Linked DNA regions of Homo sapiens: region 1 is linked to region 2. The links are chromatin loops, found by intact Hi-C in ENCODE. Cell type or tissue: B cell. All regions are shown on one strand. Links, peaks and the distances in the headings refer to the core of each region. The heading gives the core; the rest is flanking DNA.

The links. Peaks named below come from ENCODE experiments on the same cell type or tissue, not always from the same donor. Only the 100,000 strongest peaks of a DNase experiment are listed, where the experiment ranks them.
Region 1: a loop joins it to region 2, with 17 times the contacts of the local background. A loop is called at or near these places in 4 of 110 quality-filtered maps.

What each region holds. Positions count from the first base shown.
Region 1 is chr1:194,286,171-194,294,513 of GRCh38, reverse strand. The region is part of intron 2 of LOC107985242 (a long non-coding RNA gene); the gene reads left to right. LOC105371670 (a long non-coding RNA gene) reads left to right here. Exons shown (of 3, transcript XR_922390.2): 2 at 2,086-2,161; 3 at 3,134-3,275. Among named protein-coding and RNA genes, the nearest start is that of LINC01031, 990 kb to the right of the region's middle. RefSeq lists a silencer at 4,748-4,948. In B cell, for the core only: no CTCF peak of the experiment used is centred there; a DNase peak (open chromatin) is centred at 4,753; H3K4me3 peaks cover 414 bases; H3K27me3 peaks cover 711 bases.
Region 2 is chr1:193,116,982-193,125,261 of GRCh38, reverse strand. It overlaps CDC73 (cell division cycle 73), which reads right to left and starts at 3,231. Exons shown (of 17, transcript NM_024529.5): 1 at 2,931-3,231; 2 at 45-150. The coding sequence starts at 3,061. RefSeq lists enhancers at 2,794-2,843, 2,443-3,087, 3,114-3,183, 3,088-3,734 and a silencer at 3,344-3,423. In B cell, for the core only: CTCF peaks have their summits at 3,097 and 3,299 (motif pointing right); DNase peaks (open chromatin) are centred at 3,271 and 4,201; H3K4me3 peaks cover 2,340 bases; H3K27ac peaks cover 1,672 bases.

The DNA.
Region 1 (8,343 bases), core at 187-8,186, 1.2 Mb before region 2:
CTAGCACATCTCCTGAAAGACAAAGAGGAAGATGTCATCTTCTCTGATGGAGACGATTATCAGATGTCTTTACCATGAAGAATAGTAATGTTTTACTAAAAGCTAGAGAGCAGCTTATGTAAGCCAAGTGAGAGAGTCATTAGTAGGGCCCACAGTACCTATGAGGAATGAGTGAAGGGGTTGGTCAGCACTATTCATGTAAAGAGAACAGGCCACAAGTTACACCAGTCCAAATGTGCATTTGCCTGGGAAGAGGTGGTGGTTAGGCCAGTGGCCCTCAGCAACAGCTCTCAGTGTCTCAGATGGGCTGGGCCAGACAGAGCACAGCAGAGAAAGCACAGCAACCAGCATGAGATCCAGCCATGCTGCCTCCCACAGCCAAGAAGACCACACTTTTTTCTCAATGCCTAATGAGAAAATGAAGAGCAGGAGAAAATAGTCTTGGAATGAAAACTTGCATGGAATTTAGTTGTGTATCTTTTCCTTTTCTACCCCCGCCAGCCTCCTACTTTGGGGATCAGGATTTGTAATGAGACTGACTGTACCAATTAGAAGAAACACATGTTCTGTTTTCTTTTTACAGCTTTGGAGTGAGTCAATTCCTGAAGTTAGTAGAAAATAGATTCCAAATAGTAAGATATTATATATGTGTATGATTTGCACGTCTTTCTGTTGCAGGATAGTATTTTACACTGATTTTATTGATTGCTACAACTTTCAAATTCCTTAACTTGATTTCAAGACATTCCATAGTCTTGTCCTACCCTACGCATATCTACTTTTATCCAAATATCCTACATATTTTTTTCACTACTGCCTAATGGAGTCTTTCTGGCCATGTTGGCCTCATTACTGTTTCATAGACATAATAAGCATATGGTGCATAGGGTATACAGCCATAATCACTTAACTTGCAGCCAGAATGTTTTCATTTCAATTATGCAAACATGCATACAAAAGTTATGAACTAAGGATGTTACTGAGCTTCAGATCACTTTTCTAAAGAAAAGAAATTATAATACTTGCCTCCTTTATTGAGTTGTTGTAAAGACCAAAGTTAAACAAGAAAAAGCATAAGCAAATACATTATAAGTTGAAAATGCTATGTAACTGTAATTGTTATCAGTAAATATCCTCTTGTGTTTTTTTAAAACTTTGTGGACCCAATCCGTATATCAATGCCCAACTCAAGTTTTACATAATTCCTGGAGACTGCCCTTTCATATGGAGAGCTTCAGAAAACAACAGTGCTTTCCCCAACAATAAATTATGCGAGGAACTTAGGGGATAAATATTCCGGAGATGAGTTACTGTACAGCCTGGGTGGAGGACCCTCATGTGGTCTCTATCCTAGCAGCAACTGGTAACTCACTAGAAATGCAAATTCCTGGGCCCTATCACAGACCTACTGAATCAGACACTCAGGAGGAGGGAGCATGGAGTGAAGGCCAGTGATCTGTGTGTTAACACACCCTCAGGGTGATCCTGAAGCATAATAATCTTGAAAACCCCTGTTTTTGGGTATGAGCATTGAATATTTGTTCATCATTTCATCTTCTACAGTTTATACTGTGGCTAAACTATTTGAGGGTTTCAATAAAAGATTTTTTTTCTCTGCAATATCTGATGATCTCAGTCTTTGGGTCATAGTATGAATCATACAATTTACGGATGTCTTTACTCTCTTTTACTCTCCCCTAAAATTTTCTAGGACTAAAGATTATTGAATACAAATAAAGATAAATAAACAAATAAACCTTAACAAGATGAGGAAAACAATCCTCTAAATTCGTATATCTAGTCATTACCAGAATATTTCTGACTGTATTCACATATACTTTCACATTATATGTCCTTAAGTGTTTCTTTGTACAATTTATTTTTAGCCATATTACTGCAGCAGAATTGCAAAGCCTCAAAATTTGTATAAGCAGTAATAATTCTTATTTTTATATAATTATTTTTATAAGTTAAATGAAACACCTATCCTATATGTAGATTAAAAGATTAAATAATAGCCCTTACAATAATATTAATTATTTACTTACAGTTAGTGATTGATAATATTACTTGTATATATTCCAGACTTACAGAACATTTTTCCTGAGAGATGATCAAGCTTCCATGGGTTGTTTTCAGTCCTGGATTTATAATTCCAGAGGTATAGAAAATATTGTTGAATGTTATTATTTACTTCAGAATTTAACAGTAAATACACGTTTTAGAGAGTGAAGCGTAATTAAGTAAATTCCCTAGATGATGTCAAAAATATTAATAGTCCATGTATGTTTAATTATATGAATGCAAGTTCTGTTATTTGTGTGAGAAAATTAAAACAAATGTTACAAGCAGAAAATTGCTTATAGAGTGTCATCAATTAAGGCTGACATTTGTCTCTATCATAAGACTATAATTTATGTTTTTATACTTTATATTCAGTATTAACAATAAAACCTATTTGCATATGACTATAATTAAACTAGCATTTATCTTTAAATTTTTTATAAGCATTTAAAAGATGTTACATGTTTTTATCCACTTGTACCATTCAAGTAAATAACTATAGATTAGGCTTAGATCAGCTTGTTACCCAATAACAGAATTTGTTGGCTTTCATGTTTTATGGAAAACTGACTGCTGTTCAGACTATTGACACTAAACTGTAGGGAGTATTTTCACTGACTATACCCTGGTGTTAATATAATCTATAACTTTCAGTAAAAATATTAATGTTTTTAGAATTTTAGATACCAGGGTGTTTCAATCCATCATTTGTATTCCTTTTTATGAGATAAATGAATCCAAATTTCAGTGTACAATACCTGCTGTAAAATGTTTATATCAAATGTAAAATATAGACAGCAGTAAAATATGGGATGTGAAAGATTTAGTAATTTTTTTATTTCTTGTCAAACAGTAGGATAATATTTAGAGATAAGAGGCAAAATTTATCCTGAGTAAGGGAAAGTTATTCTGCCTTTTAAAATGTTCGTAAGCCTATCCAAGGTTTCAGTATTTTTGTGTGTTTTTTATTATTAGAGGAAAGTTAACAATTCCCTTTGATCTTAATGATGTTACATCATTGTAGCATGAAAGGAATAGTATAACCTCAACCAACTTTTTCTGTATTTAGTTTTCAGCAGTGCTGACAATTGTCTATGCCATGATAAAAAGAGAACGAAAATGTGTTGGAAGAGGCACCTGGGAGTGTAGTTGTCTCAGAGGGAACACCACATTTGTTCCTATGACACATTTTCATTGAAAGAAAAAAGAAAAAGAAGAAAGAAAAAGAAAGAAAGAGAGAAAGAAAGAAAGCAAGCAAGATAGCAATCAAGCAAGCAAGGAAGGAAGAAGAAAGCATCTTTTCTATTTCCCTTTCTTTTTATTTCTGTGTCTTTATTTCTCCTCTCTCTCTCTTCCACTTACTCCTCTCTTCCTCTCCCCTTCCTTCCCTCTCATCCTCGCCCCTTCTCTTCTTCTTTTTACCCCTACCCCCACCACCTTGTTTCTAGTCTTCCACAGTATTTTCTTACTAATACAAGGAGTGACTTAGTCCTGGTTAGAACAAATATCATAGAACGTCTTTACACTAAGCCTAGAGGTTTGCCTGTTGAAAGAAAACCACTAACTAAGTTTATCAAGGCATTGATCACCACCACCCCATTTACATGCTTTAATATTATATAGTATGCACCACATGACGTTAAAACATCAGGTTAAATTGCTTTTCTTTCAGAATAAACAGAGGCAAAAAGATGTAGTTATAATGTGTAGTAAAGTTTCTACATCTGCAGGATATACTCCTTTTTAAGACTTATTATTTTGATGATGGTGTACAATAAATCTCATTACTTGTGGGAGCCAAAAAGTTAACTGCTAATTCCATGGGTACCAAGGGGGCTGGACCCTATTACCAATTGTCTAGTACTAAGAATGACCTCATTATGTTATGATAAAAATTTTTAGCACATTCTAGACACTGAAAGACAGAGGTAAGTAAAGCCAGGTTAATCAAAATAGGGATCTTATAGCCTAGTAGAAGAGGTAACCCATAGAAAACAGATTTTTATACAGTACACTAAGTGATGATATAATGGTATGTTTAGGTTGCCATCGTAAATGAGGTAAATTCAACTCATATCAGAGATCCAGGAAAGGAGTTTAAAGGAAATACTTAATATGAGTCTTTAATAATAAATACAAAATTTTAAAATAAAGAATGGAAAAAAGTCATTTTCCTTCAGCACACTGTCAGAACATCACAAAGATGTGAAAATAAATATTTCATGTAGGAAATTCTGGCTTGTTCTGTTGCAGAAGCCTTACTCCTTAGCTTAGCGAGGTCTGAGTTCTTGTCTCACCACCACGATGAATGAGGTACATGGACATAGGAGGGTGAGTATGGCAGAATAGACTTTATTAAGTGACAGAAAGCGCTCAGTAAGGAGAGGGGACTCAAAAGTGGGTTGCCCTAGGGGATTAAAAACCTCATTTCTAGGGGTGTGTTTCTCATTTGCATCTTGCACAACCTTTTACTTCCTAGTTGCTTCCTGGTCCCAGTTCTTACTGCCCAGGTGCGTTCTTGTCCATAGTTATTCCATCTTAATTATTATGCATAAGCACCACAGAAAGGCCCAGTGGGTAGTAGGGGTGGTGGTGGTGAAACCACAATGCAGATGTCATGCTAATGATATTATAATGAGCTTGAGTCAAGTTAAGGACATTTAGTTGATTTATTACACCTGCGCCTAAGTTGGGACAGTCCCTTCTGAGCAAACATTCTGGTATAAGAGGAAGTTCTTAACCACATTTCCATCTGCTAGCTGCATAACAGGGGCAATGCAGGTGCATTCCTGCATGCATTGTCTCTCTCATGAAGCCCTACATCTCCATCGTACCACTTGCATACATAAAAAAGGTAAGTGAGATTAAAGATACACTTGGATAGAAGCAGGTCACAAGGGCTCTTGTGTTTTGTTAGAAATATCAGCATTATTATAATTTGAAATATGTTGTAATGAGCATTTATATGACACTTCTATATTTCCCCAAGAACCAGCTGCATATTTTTAAATATTGTATGTTTAAGATTTTCAAGAGGCTTGTAAATTTTTTGAGTTTCATAATCTTTAACAATGCAAACCAAAATACTTAATCAGTTCTTACTTAGTCATTTATGAAGTTACCCATGGGAAAATTATGTTTACTGATATTTTAACCCTGTTTCTATCACTTACTTATTCATCCAACTTCCAAAACCAGTGTTCTTTGGCCCTTCTCCTCAGTTTGTTTTGTTAATAAAAGTTATAAATTTAAAAAATAATAATAATAGAAAAATACATCTGTAACAAGCCATTATTTTATGCTATTTCTCTTCTTCCCAAATTTGGACTAAAAAGGATTTAAATATAAATGTTTGTTTTAAGTTTTTTATTTTATTTTAGTTCAGGTATTGGTTTTTACTGGAGAGGTTAGAGAAAGTGATTTCAAAGGGCAAAATCAACTCAAAATTGTAAAAGGAGAAAATGGAAAAAAAAAAGCGATGATATTCATGACTGATTATCTCCTTCAAGAAAGGAGGGAGGAAATGAAATGTGCTCAGTCTTCTCTTGTAATCTCTTTTCCCAAAGTTACCTCTTGACATTTTTGGATGTTCTGTCACAAGAAAGTTGATCTTTCCATTTCTTTGGTTACTTAGCTTTTAATCTATCTGTTTGCATACATGCTAGAGAGCGATGAGTGATTTGTCGTCTACATAGAAGTGGAAATTTATAGTCTGAAAGAAAATAATAGTTTTCTTTTCTTTTATCTGTTTTATTATTTTCATTATTTGAAATTCTAGTAAGTAATATTCTTCCTTCAAAGTAGCTGTCACTTACAGCTTTCTTAACCTGAGTCTCAGAAAGAATTCAACAAAGCTGTATCTTTCTGTCTTTAAAATATTATTTCTTCCTGTTTCTATCAGTCACTTATGTCATAATAAATATTAAAACTGACAGGCAATATATTTTAAGTGCTACTGTAAAAGCATTGTTTTGCTATAAATAAACAAGCTCATTTCTCTAGGACTTAAATAGGAATACAGATTTGATACATTCTCTTCCCCTATTAAACATCTGTGGCAAGATGCCATTAGGGAGTTGTTAGATTTGCTGGAATTTTCCACTATGCCAGATATTAAATTACCTGTCATATGTGTTCTGAAGTATACAGAAGGTTGTAATCGTATAAGGATGCTGAATGTGCTGACATTTTCATTGCCCTGAATATAAGTAAACATAATTATTGGCTCTTCCTATAGGGTTTTAATTGATATGTTGACCAGTAGCCATGAGTGGGTTTGTGAAGACAACAGGATATAAAAATGGATGTCTTTACAAATCCACTGTCTTTTGTAAAGAAATGCATCATAGAGCAATTATAAAATAATTTGCATTATTTTATATCATTAAATTAATATCAGGGTATAGGTTATGAAAACTACATGATTCAAAATAGACACTATAAAAAAAGAATGCTGTTGGAGTGGGAAGAGGCCAAATGAGCAGCCACCATTTTGCACCTCTACTGTGGCATGGCCACGTTGCACAGTGCTCAGTCAGGAAATGCGATTTACACATCCAACTCCTAGCCTATTCTTCCCAATTACTATGATTTTCTTCCTGCTTTTGTCACTATTTCTGAGTTCCCATTTATCTAGTACACTGGGATTGGGTAACTGCAACTCTGGATACTTAATAATTAAAAAATTGCATTATTAGGAATGATATTCGACTTCCCACATAGATTCTTGTGTTTTTCTCAAGTCTTTTTTCATGTTCTGTATTGAAATCTATCCCCGTATAATCAACCTACTTTCCATGTTTCTGGGTCTCTGAATAAATTCCTTCTTGGATTTGTCTGTACATAATGGCATATTGTGGCTATTTTCCCATTCTCATATATTTTATGAGGAGAGGTCTTGCAATTCTCAAGGCAAATCAGGAATGATCTGCCATGTTTTAGTTCAAAAATTACTTCTGGATGAGCACAGTGGCTCCCATCTGTAATCCCAGCAGTTTGGGAGGCTGAGGTGGGAGTATCACTTGAGGCCAGGAGTTTGAGACTAGCCTGGGCAACATGGCAAGACCCTGTCTCCACAAAAATTTCAAAAAACCAAAAACTCAGCCAGATGCAGTGGTGCACACCTGTAGTACCAGCTACTCCAGAGGCTGAGGCCAGGAGAGTTAATTGAACCCAGGAGTCAGAAGTTGCAGTGAGCTACGATCATGCCACTGCACTTCAGACTGGGAAATAAAGCAAGACTGTATCTCAAAAAAAAAAAAAAAAAATTACTTCTGTCATTAAACTGGTACATAAATTCAATAATATGTAGGAATGAAAAACATCCTTAAAGTTGTAAGGATTGGTCCGGCACGGTGGCTCATGCTTGTAATCCCAGCATTTTGGGAGGCCAAGGCGGGTGAATCACCTGAGGTTGGGAGTTCGAGACTAGCCTGACCAACATGGAGAAATGCCGTCCCTACGAAAAATACAAAAAAATTAGCTGGGTGTGGTGGTGCATGCCTGTAATCCCAGCTTTTCAGGAGGCTGAGGCAGGAGAATCATTTGAACCCAGAAGGCAGAAGTTGCAGTGAGCCAAGATGGCGCCATTGCGCTCCAGCCTAGGCAACAAGAACGAAACTCTGTCTCGAAAATAAAATAAAATAAAATAAAATAAATTGTAAGGATTATTGTGATTTCTGATTGAAAATTCAAATATCTACATTGTTTAAATATATATAACTCTGGGACTTTGCTTTTCAGAATCACTCACTTTTTCATTCATTTATTAATTATTCATATTAAAATAACTTAATGATAACCTAATATTTGCCAAGCTCTATTCTAATCACAGATCTATCTGCAGAAATCTCTGTAAAAATATACAATATAAATGTATAAAGACTTCTGCTTTGTAGAGCTTACATTTTAATGAGAAATACCAATGAACCAAGATAAGTACCAATAAGATACCAGTAAGAAGCTTATAAGGCCCATGAAAAGAAAAACTAGTACAAAATAAGGGAAATTGAGAGTGTGGGGTGGGGTGGGGCGGGCATTTGCATTGTGTAGTGGAGATAGCAGGTAAAGCAAATACCTATTGTCTTCATATGTTTTACATTAGCAAGGGGTCAATGTGGATGGAGTGGATGAGGGAAAAAATAGTTAGAATTAAAGTTAAGAAGAGGGGAAAGAAGGAGGGGTATTTTAGGTAATAAAGAGTGTTGAAAGTGACTATGAAGATTTTAGGCTATAAGTGAAATTAGGAACCATTGTAATGCTCTAAGCAGAGGTTTGACC
Region 2 (8,280 bases), core at 1-8,000:
TAAAACTGATAAATAGATAGATAAGTAAAATGAATTCTACTTACAGCTGCACGTCGGACATAAACAGGATGAGAAAGGTGCACGTTATTAAGTAGAAATAAAATGGAATCCAATGTGTAGTACTCTCTGGGTTGGCCTTCCTTTCCAGTCCTGAAATAATTAAGGCAAGATTTTTTTTACTGACAATTCTAATTCAACTCTTCAGGCTGGATTCATTTATATAAACAACTTTGCTAACAACAATGAGTTTAACATAGCTAACAAAAAAAAAGTATAAAATCTAATAATGAATAGACTGTCATGATCACAAAAGAAACACAAAGGAAGGCAATGACAAAAAGCAAGAAGTAGGGAAAATACAAAAAATTCATACTCTAAGGTACTACAAACTTTTTAGAATTAGGCCCAAATTAGGCTCTGGGCTTTACCAATAGAGAAATCTAACCAGATCCATATCGAAGAGGATCCATAAGAGAAAACAATTACACTGCTTAGAAGAAGCACAATTATCACTGGTGCTAAATGTAAAAGAAATTTATCCTATGGCTCTTGATAAATAAGATACTGCTGAACAACATCCTTCACATTCTTACAGTAAACACAACACTGAATTTCAGGGGTATGACTGTTATGGCATCCCTCAAATTAGACCAATAATGTAAAACCAAAATGCTATTCTACCTGTGATAAAACAATGTAGTCTACTAACGGTGCAAGATCTCTAATGCAGGTACTAATATTACCTCATTCCAATCCTACCCTTCCTTCTACACTTTCCCCTTCTATATCTTTGAATCCATCTGAATATGGTCCACTATAATCAGCCCTAAACCTACTTTTCTACCTTCTAGTCCCATTTTTCCTCTAAACCAATGTATTTCAAACCACACACCATCAATTATTGTACTATGAAACCCAATAAATAGTTAACAACCATATTTTTTCTATTTTCAGAATAGAAAAGAACAGAAAAATAAAATGCACTGCATACAATAAGAAGAGTAAGTATTGTTTAGTGTTTTATATGTGTATATATTTCCATGTGCATGTGCACATATAGAAAATAAAAACAATTTCTTGGTGTGATAAACTGCTGAAAAAGTTTAAAATCTACTGTGATAAGCACTCCTTTTTCACTGGCTTCACTGGATTGCTGTCAACACATTTACTTTCCAGTTCTTTATGCCTTTAAGCATACAGCCTTTAAGTATACAGTTCACTCATCTTGGAAGACTTAACCCATCATTTAGCCCAGAGAATTCCTACCTATTCTTTAAAGCTTGTTTGTTCATTCATTCATTCATTCAAGAAAACTTTGTTGGATGTGAACTTGCCAAAGACAATTCTATGGAACCTTCTCCTAAATAACCCCAACTAGAAGTGACTGCTGTCTTCAAAAGCTATTGTAGAAAGCATTTCACATCAACTTATAGAAAGCATTTCACATCAACTTATCTGTTTAATCTCCTCTATTCAGACTAAGTTAACCTCCTTTGAGGTAGAAACCAGAGTCTTAGGAATTTTTTTAATCCTCAGATTGAACCACTTCACACCCTAGGTACTCCTTAGCCATTGTCTAAAAAAAAAAAAATTCACTAAAAATCCAACCACATGTAATTCTACCTATGCAAATTATTCGAAAGGGTAAAATACCAGAAACTCAGAATGTCATTTGATCAACATTTTATAAAGCTAATTAAATCATAAGACAAAAAAATTTTAAAACCAACCAATAGGCAGGGCGCCGTGGCTCACGCCTGTAATCCAAGCACTTTGGGAAGTGGAGGCGGGCAGATTATTTGAGGTCAGGAGTTCGAGACCAGCCTGACCAACACGGTGAAACCACATCTCTACTAAACTACATAAATTAGCCGGCCATGGTGGCGGGGGCCTGCAACCTCAGCTACTCAGGAGGCTGAGGCAAGAGAATCACTTGAACCCAGGAGGCAAAGATTGCAGTGAGCCAAGATCGCGCCACTGCACTCCAGCCTGGGCGACAGAGCAAGACTCCCTCTCAAAAATAAATAAATAAATACCAACCAACAAACTAAATTTCCCTAGTTTTTCATCGACTCTTCATAAAGCTTCCATTCAAAGAAACAAAATGAGTAGGGAAGTTGTAGCTCAAGGTTCTAATTCTAGAAGCGATGCACCAATGACAGTGACATCATTAAAAAGGCCCCTAATGACTGTTAGAGCCGTCTCTAGAAGTTTTCCTGAATGACTTAAACTGATAAAACTTCACATGGACCAACATTCCCAAACATTTCCCTTTAAAATACACTTCCGAAAAATCACACGCACCATCTATTTCTTAGATCTGTAAAGCTCACTCATTTCACCAACTCCTGAAGACCTCTCTAACACAGACTTTTATGACTCTTCCAAATTCACCAAATTTCTTTCCGGTCCTAACTTCAGGGTTGATTCCCTTTTCTCTTCTACAGGAATCACCCCCACCCCAACAATGAAAGGAGATGAAATAAACCAGGAGTTGCAAAGACCAGCGGAGATAGTTACATAGCAGCCTGGAAAAGAGAAAAAAAAAATAAAGAACAAAAAGAGGCGTCTACGGCACCAGACGGTGTGCTCCTTTGTGCACCTATGTTCAGGTATCCCTTGCGCACCAGTCCCACACTTCGCTGGTACACATACCTACTGATAAAAATTAACTGTAAAAGTCAGAAACTCCCACGGTACCTTTCCTTTGGGCTTCTCAAAAATTTTAAGTGATGAACTGCTCTAGAGCTCCGCCCCTTCTTTCCTTACCCTAAAAGTGCAACTTCTGCTCTAGAGAGAAACTTTCTTTTCCCCGAACACCCGTTTTATCCCATCCCCAGGGGAAACGGGGGGAGGGGTTAAGAAAGAGGTCGCCTGGGGGCGCCCAACTCTGCCCTGCCACCCCTGGGCCACAGCCATGCCGGACTTACCCCCAAACAACATAGTTGGTCTTCACATTCTTGGGCCAGGAGAACTCCCCGAAGATCACTTCGTCTCCCTTCACCACAATCTCCTTCTTCTGGATGTTGTACTGTCGCAGGACGCTAAGCACGTCCGCCATCTTCCCCCCCCTCGCCTCCGCCGGCTCGGGGCGCCGCCGCTGCCGCCGCGCCTGCCTCCTTCTTCTCTTGTCGCCTCGCCCTCTTCCTCCTCCTCCTTCGCCGCCGCGACGAACCAACAGCAGCAGCACTAACAGCCGTCCTCGCCTACGACAGCAGCAGGGGCAGTAGCCACCCAGGCCGCCGAGGACCCCGCGCTGTAAGGCAAGGCCCCGCCGCCGGCTGCCCGCGGAGAACGCCTGACTGCGCCCCTCCAGCGAGGCACATCCGCCGCCAGGGGGAGCCGCGACCGCCTGGAAAAGTGCCCCTCCCAGACTTCAGCTGGGCACGGAGCCCACTCACTCGCTGAAACGCTGAGCGCTGGGGCACCGCGCCCACGTACGGCGCACGTACGGGGAACTTTGCCGGGCGCGCGCGCGCGGAGCACGTACCCAGTACCCCGCGGCGCGCACCAAGCGGCGTCAGGTGCGCGCGTACCTGAGCAGTGGGTCAGCACTTCCATCCCCAGCACGTGCACTGAGTATTTAACGAACTGTCTCGGGTGCGACCAGAGGCTCCCCCGGGTCCCTGCTTTGGCCGGGATGGAATTCGGCAAGGATTTGCGGAACACTAGAATTACCTTCCTATTTAGATCGGACCCAGGCCTAGCCAAAGACCTCTAGGACTTAGTGATCCGGAGAAGCCCTTTTGAAAGAGTGGGGCTCTTGGGGTTGGGGTTGGGGTTTTTTGTTTGCTTTTGATGTGGAAAAGAACGAGTTTTGGTTTTTTGTTGGTTTTGAGTGGAAAAGACCGAGTCCAGAAAAAAAAAAAAACAGTTCTGGGCACTGCTCGTCAAGTTACATAGCTTCTCACAGCATCAATTGGTTAATGAAGAAAATGGGGTTAATACGAAGATAAGGTAAACGCGCCTAGCAAGTCAATAAAATATCCTAAATGTTGGATCCTCCCTCTTCATTCTTTGGATGATGACTTTTTCCATCGCGGTCCCTTCTCCCCGCCAATCCCGAAGGGCTATATTCAAAAGGCTGTGTTCCAAGATGTAAATGGGAAAGTTGCCCTAACAGAAACCCCAAACGGTCCAATTTAGAACACTTCCAGACTACCCAATTTTTTAAATGGTACTCAGAAGTCTCAGTGGTGTCCTTGACATGCGTTTTGAGACGGTTAAGATAAGTTCAATATACTATGGCCAACCAAACACATCCTATGGGATTGTTTTTTTTCTTTTACCATGTCAGAAGGAAAAAAGAGGCAACTTTGTGTTTGACATAACCAAATTCCTTGACCTGTTTTGAAAAAAGTCAATCTTTTCACAACGCAGAGGACTACAGATACAGAAGTGTGTGGTTCATTTCCGATATGATCTGTAGCCATTCTGCAACTGTTAGTTTGTGAAATTTTTTTCTGTTCCACCAATGTTTTCACCCCGTAGTATTCTCCTGAATCTCACCCCAAGCACACACATTATAAAGAAATGGCTACAATTACCTATCCCCACATTCTCTATTCATACCTGTGTCAGAGCACTCAGTACCATATTACTTCCCTTTATAGTTTATTTGCCTGCATCCACAAAACTGAAACACCATAGATCTGTGTCCTCATATCCTACTGTCTAACATTATTTGGTACATATTAGTAATAAATGGATGAATTCAATAAATTGATGGAAGCTCCTAGTAAATATCGAGTTAATACATGGATAGAGGCTTCTAATAAATGTTGAAGTAATGAATGGAAAGATAAGCTCAAGGAAGCCAAGATTTCATGATTAGGAGGCTCGACTATAGTCCCTTCAAACGATACTTAATTTTATTTCATACTCAAATAATGATTAAAGTCTCTCTTTTCAGAGAAATTATGTTTTTTAGGTTAATGAATTTTAAAAAGTGGTAAGATAAGTCATTAGTAAGTTGTTGCTTTTAACAGTTAAAGCATTGAAATTTGTAGATCATTTTTTTCCTGACCAGCCTGGGCAACATACCTAGACCCTGTGTCTACAGAAGCAATTGTAGATCATTTTTGTTTTTATCTAAGTACCCTTATAATTGCCCTACCAATACTGGTTCATTGGAGGATGTCAAAATACAATAAAAGGCAAGATTAGTGGTAGAGCTGAAAAATTAGAAAATTAATTAGAAAAAAACAGAAAAATAGTCTGGTTTCTTTGTCTTGGGCAAAAGCAGTCCACATCTCCAGATATTAGCTCCTGAAGAATTCCTAAAAAATCTTTAGTTTTATGTCTTCTGTTAGAGTAAATGCCCAGCAATCAGAAGAAAGTGGTATGTCTTTTTAGTTGGAAACGATGGATCCAACATCATTACCTTGGAGTTTAAACCACTACCTCAATTGCTAACAGTACCCAATAAGGTTCTTTCCACCAGTGCCCAAGGACAGTTTTATTCTGGTTCCTTTTCCAAAGGACCAAATTGCCAGGTTTTAGATCAATCAAAGTCTGCTTAGGTAAGTATTTTGGAAATGCACTTGAACCTACTAGGGATAATTCGGCAGGTAGCATAAGTCTCATGAAGCATTTATTTATATTACTCTGTAATGGTAGAACGTAGGATTGGAAGTAAAATTTTCAAATACATGGGTAGGGGGAGGCTGTTAATTCAAGAAGAGATAATCTGTGGGTCCCAGAAGGGGTTGATTTATTGTCATCAATCAATCATGACTAATGGCAATTTGAAGGGCCATGAAATTTGTTTTTCGAAACTGTTGATAATTTTAGTTTTAGGACTCTGTTAGTTCTCTTTACTTTTCCTAAAGTTTGGGGGAAATCAGTGTGTGGAGTTATAGCTCCCTAGCAAGGAAAAGCCTCAGTCCATCCAGAGAGTAAGCAAACAACAACCCAGACATAGTCATAGTTTATTCCAGGGAATTATTATGGGTTGGGTACTTAATTATGGGTTAATTATTTACTTGATGTCTTTGATATATATAGGTTTATTCAGATTGTCCATTTCTTCTTGTGTGAGTTTTGGCAGATTGTGTCTTTCAAGGGGTTCCATTTTATCTAGGTTATGAAATTAGTGGGATATAGTTGTTCACAGCATTTGTTATTATCCTTTTAATGTTCATGTCATCTGTAGAAATGTCCCCTCTTTTATTTCTGATTTTAGTAATTTGTGTCTTCTCTCTTCTTAGCGTGACTAAGAGGTTCATTGATTTCATTGATCTTTTCAAAGAACCAGCTTTTGGTGTGATTACTGATTTTTTTACTTTCAGTTTTACCAGTTTATGCTTAACTTTTATTATTTCTCTTCTTTTGCTTACTTTAGATTTAATTTGCTCTTCTTTTTCTAGTTTCCTGAGGTAGAAGTTTAGATTATTGATTTTTAGGTCTTTCTTCTTTTCTAATATATACATTCAATGCTACAAATTTCCCTCTAAACACTACTTCGCTTCCTCCCATACACTTTGGTAAGTTATGTTTTTATTTTCTTGCAGCTCAAAATATTTTAAAATTTATCTTGAGATTTCTTCTTTGACTCATGTTATTTAGAAATGTATTGTTTAAACTCGACATATTTTAGAATTTTCTCGCTATCTTCCTATTATTGATTTCTAGTTTAGTTTCATTGTGGTCTGAGAGTAGATATTGTATGCTTTATATAATTTTAAATTTACAAAAGTGTCTTCTATGGCCCAAAATGTGGTCTGTCATGGCGAATGTTCCTTGCATGTTTAGGAAGAATGTTTATTCTGTTGTTGTTGAATAGTCTATAGATGTCAACTATATCAAGATGACTGATGGTGTGGTTGAGTTCAATTACATCCTTATTGATTTTCTGCCTGCTGGTTCTGTTCATATCTGATACAGGGGTGTTGAAATCTTCCACTATAATAATGGATTCATATATTTTTCCTTGTAGTTCCATCAGTTTTTTGCCTTATATAATTTGACGCTCTGTTGTTAAGCACGTACACATTAAGCATTGTTCTGTCTTATTGGAGAATTGACCCCTTATCATTACATAATGCTCTTCTTTATTCCAACAAACTTTCCTTGTTTTGAAGTCTGCTCTGTCTGAAATTAAAATAGCTAATCCTACTTTTTTTTATTGGTGTTAGCATGATGTATTTTTCTCCATTCATTTACTTTTTATCTATATGCGTGTTTACATTTAAAGTGGGATTTTGTGGATAACATAGAGTTGGGTCTCATATTTTGAACCACTCTGACAATCTCTTTTAATTGGTGCAGTTAGACCATTGATGTTCAAAGTTATTATTGATAAAGTTGGATTAATATCTACCGTATTTGTTATTGCTTTCTATTTGTTGCCCTTGTTCTCTGTTCCTATTTATATCTGCCACAGTTTTTCTCCTGTGTGTGTGCGTGTGTGTGTGTGTGTGTGTGAGAGAGAGAGAGAGAGAGAGAGACAGGGTCTTGCTCTGTAATCCAGGCTGGAACCTAATGGTGTGATCATAGCTCACGGCGGCTTCAAACTCCTGGGCTCAAGTGATCCTCCCACTGAAACCTCTAGAGCGGCTGAGACTACAGGTGTACACCACCACACCGAGCTAATTTTTAAATTTTTTATAGAGACAGGGACCCACTTTATTTTTTAGGCTGGTATCAGATTCCTAGGCTCAAGAAATCCTCCTGCTTCAGCCTCCCAAAATGCTGGGATTACAGGCCTGAGCCACTGCGCCCAGCTGTTTGTGGTTTTAATTGAGCATTTTATATGGTTGTATTTTGTCAGTCTTTCTTTCTTTCTTTTTCTTTCCTTCTTTCTTTCTTTCCTTTCTTTCCTTCTTTCCTTCTTTCTTTCTCTTTCTTTCTTTCTTCCTCTTTCTTTCCTTCTTTCTTTCTCTCTCCCTCTCTCTCTCTCTCTTTCTTTCTTTCTTTCTTTTTGAGGTGGAGTCTCACTCTGTCGCCCAGCTGGAGTGTAATGGCACAATCTTGGCTCACTGCAGCCTCCGTCTCTCGGGTTCAAATGATTCTCCTGCCTCAGCCTCCCGAGCAGCTGGGATTACAGGTGTGCACCACCACACCCAACTAATTTTTTGTATTTTTAGTAGAGACGGGGTTTCACTATGTTGGCGGGGGCTGGTCTTGAATTCCTGACCTCAGGTGATCTACCCACCTTGGTCTCCCAGAGTGCTGGAATTACAGGTGTGAGCCACCACACCCGGCCAATTTGAAGGATTTAAAAATCTTCATTGCTTCAAATATTTCTTCTGTCTTTTTCTTGCTTCTCCTTCTGATATT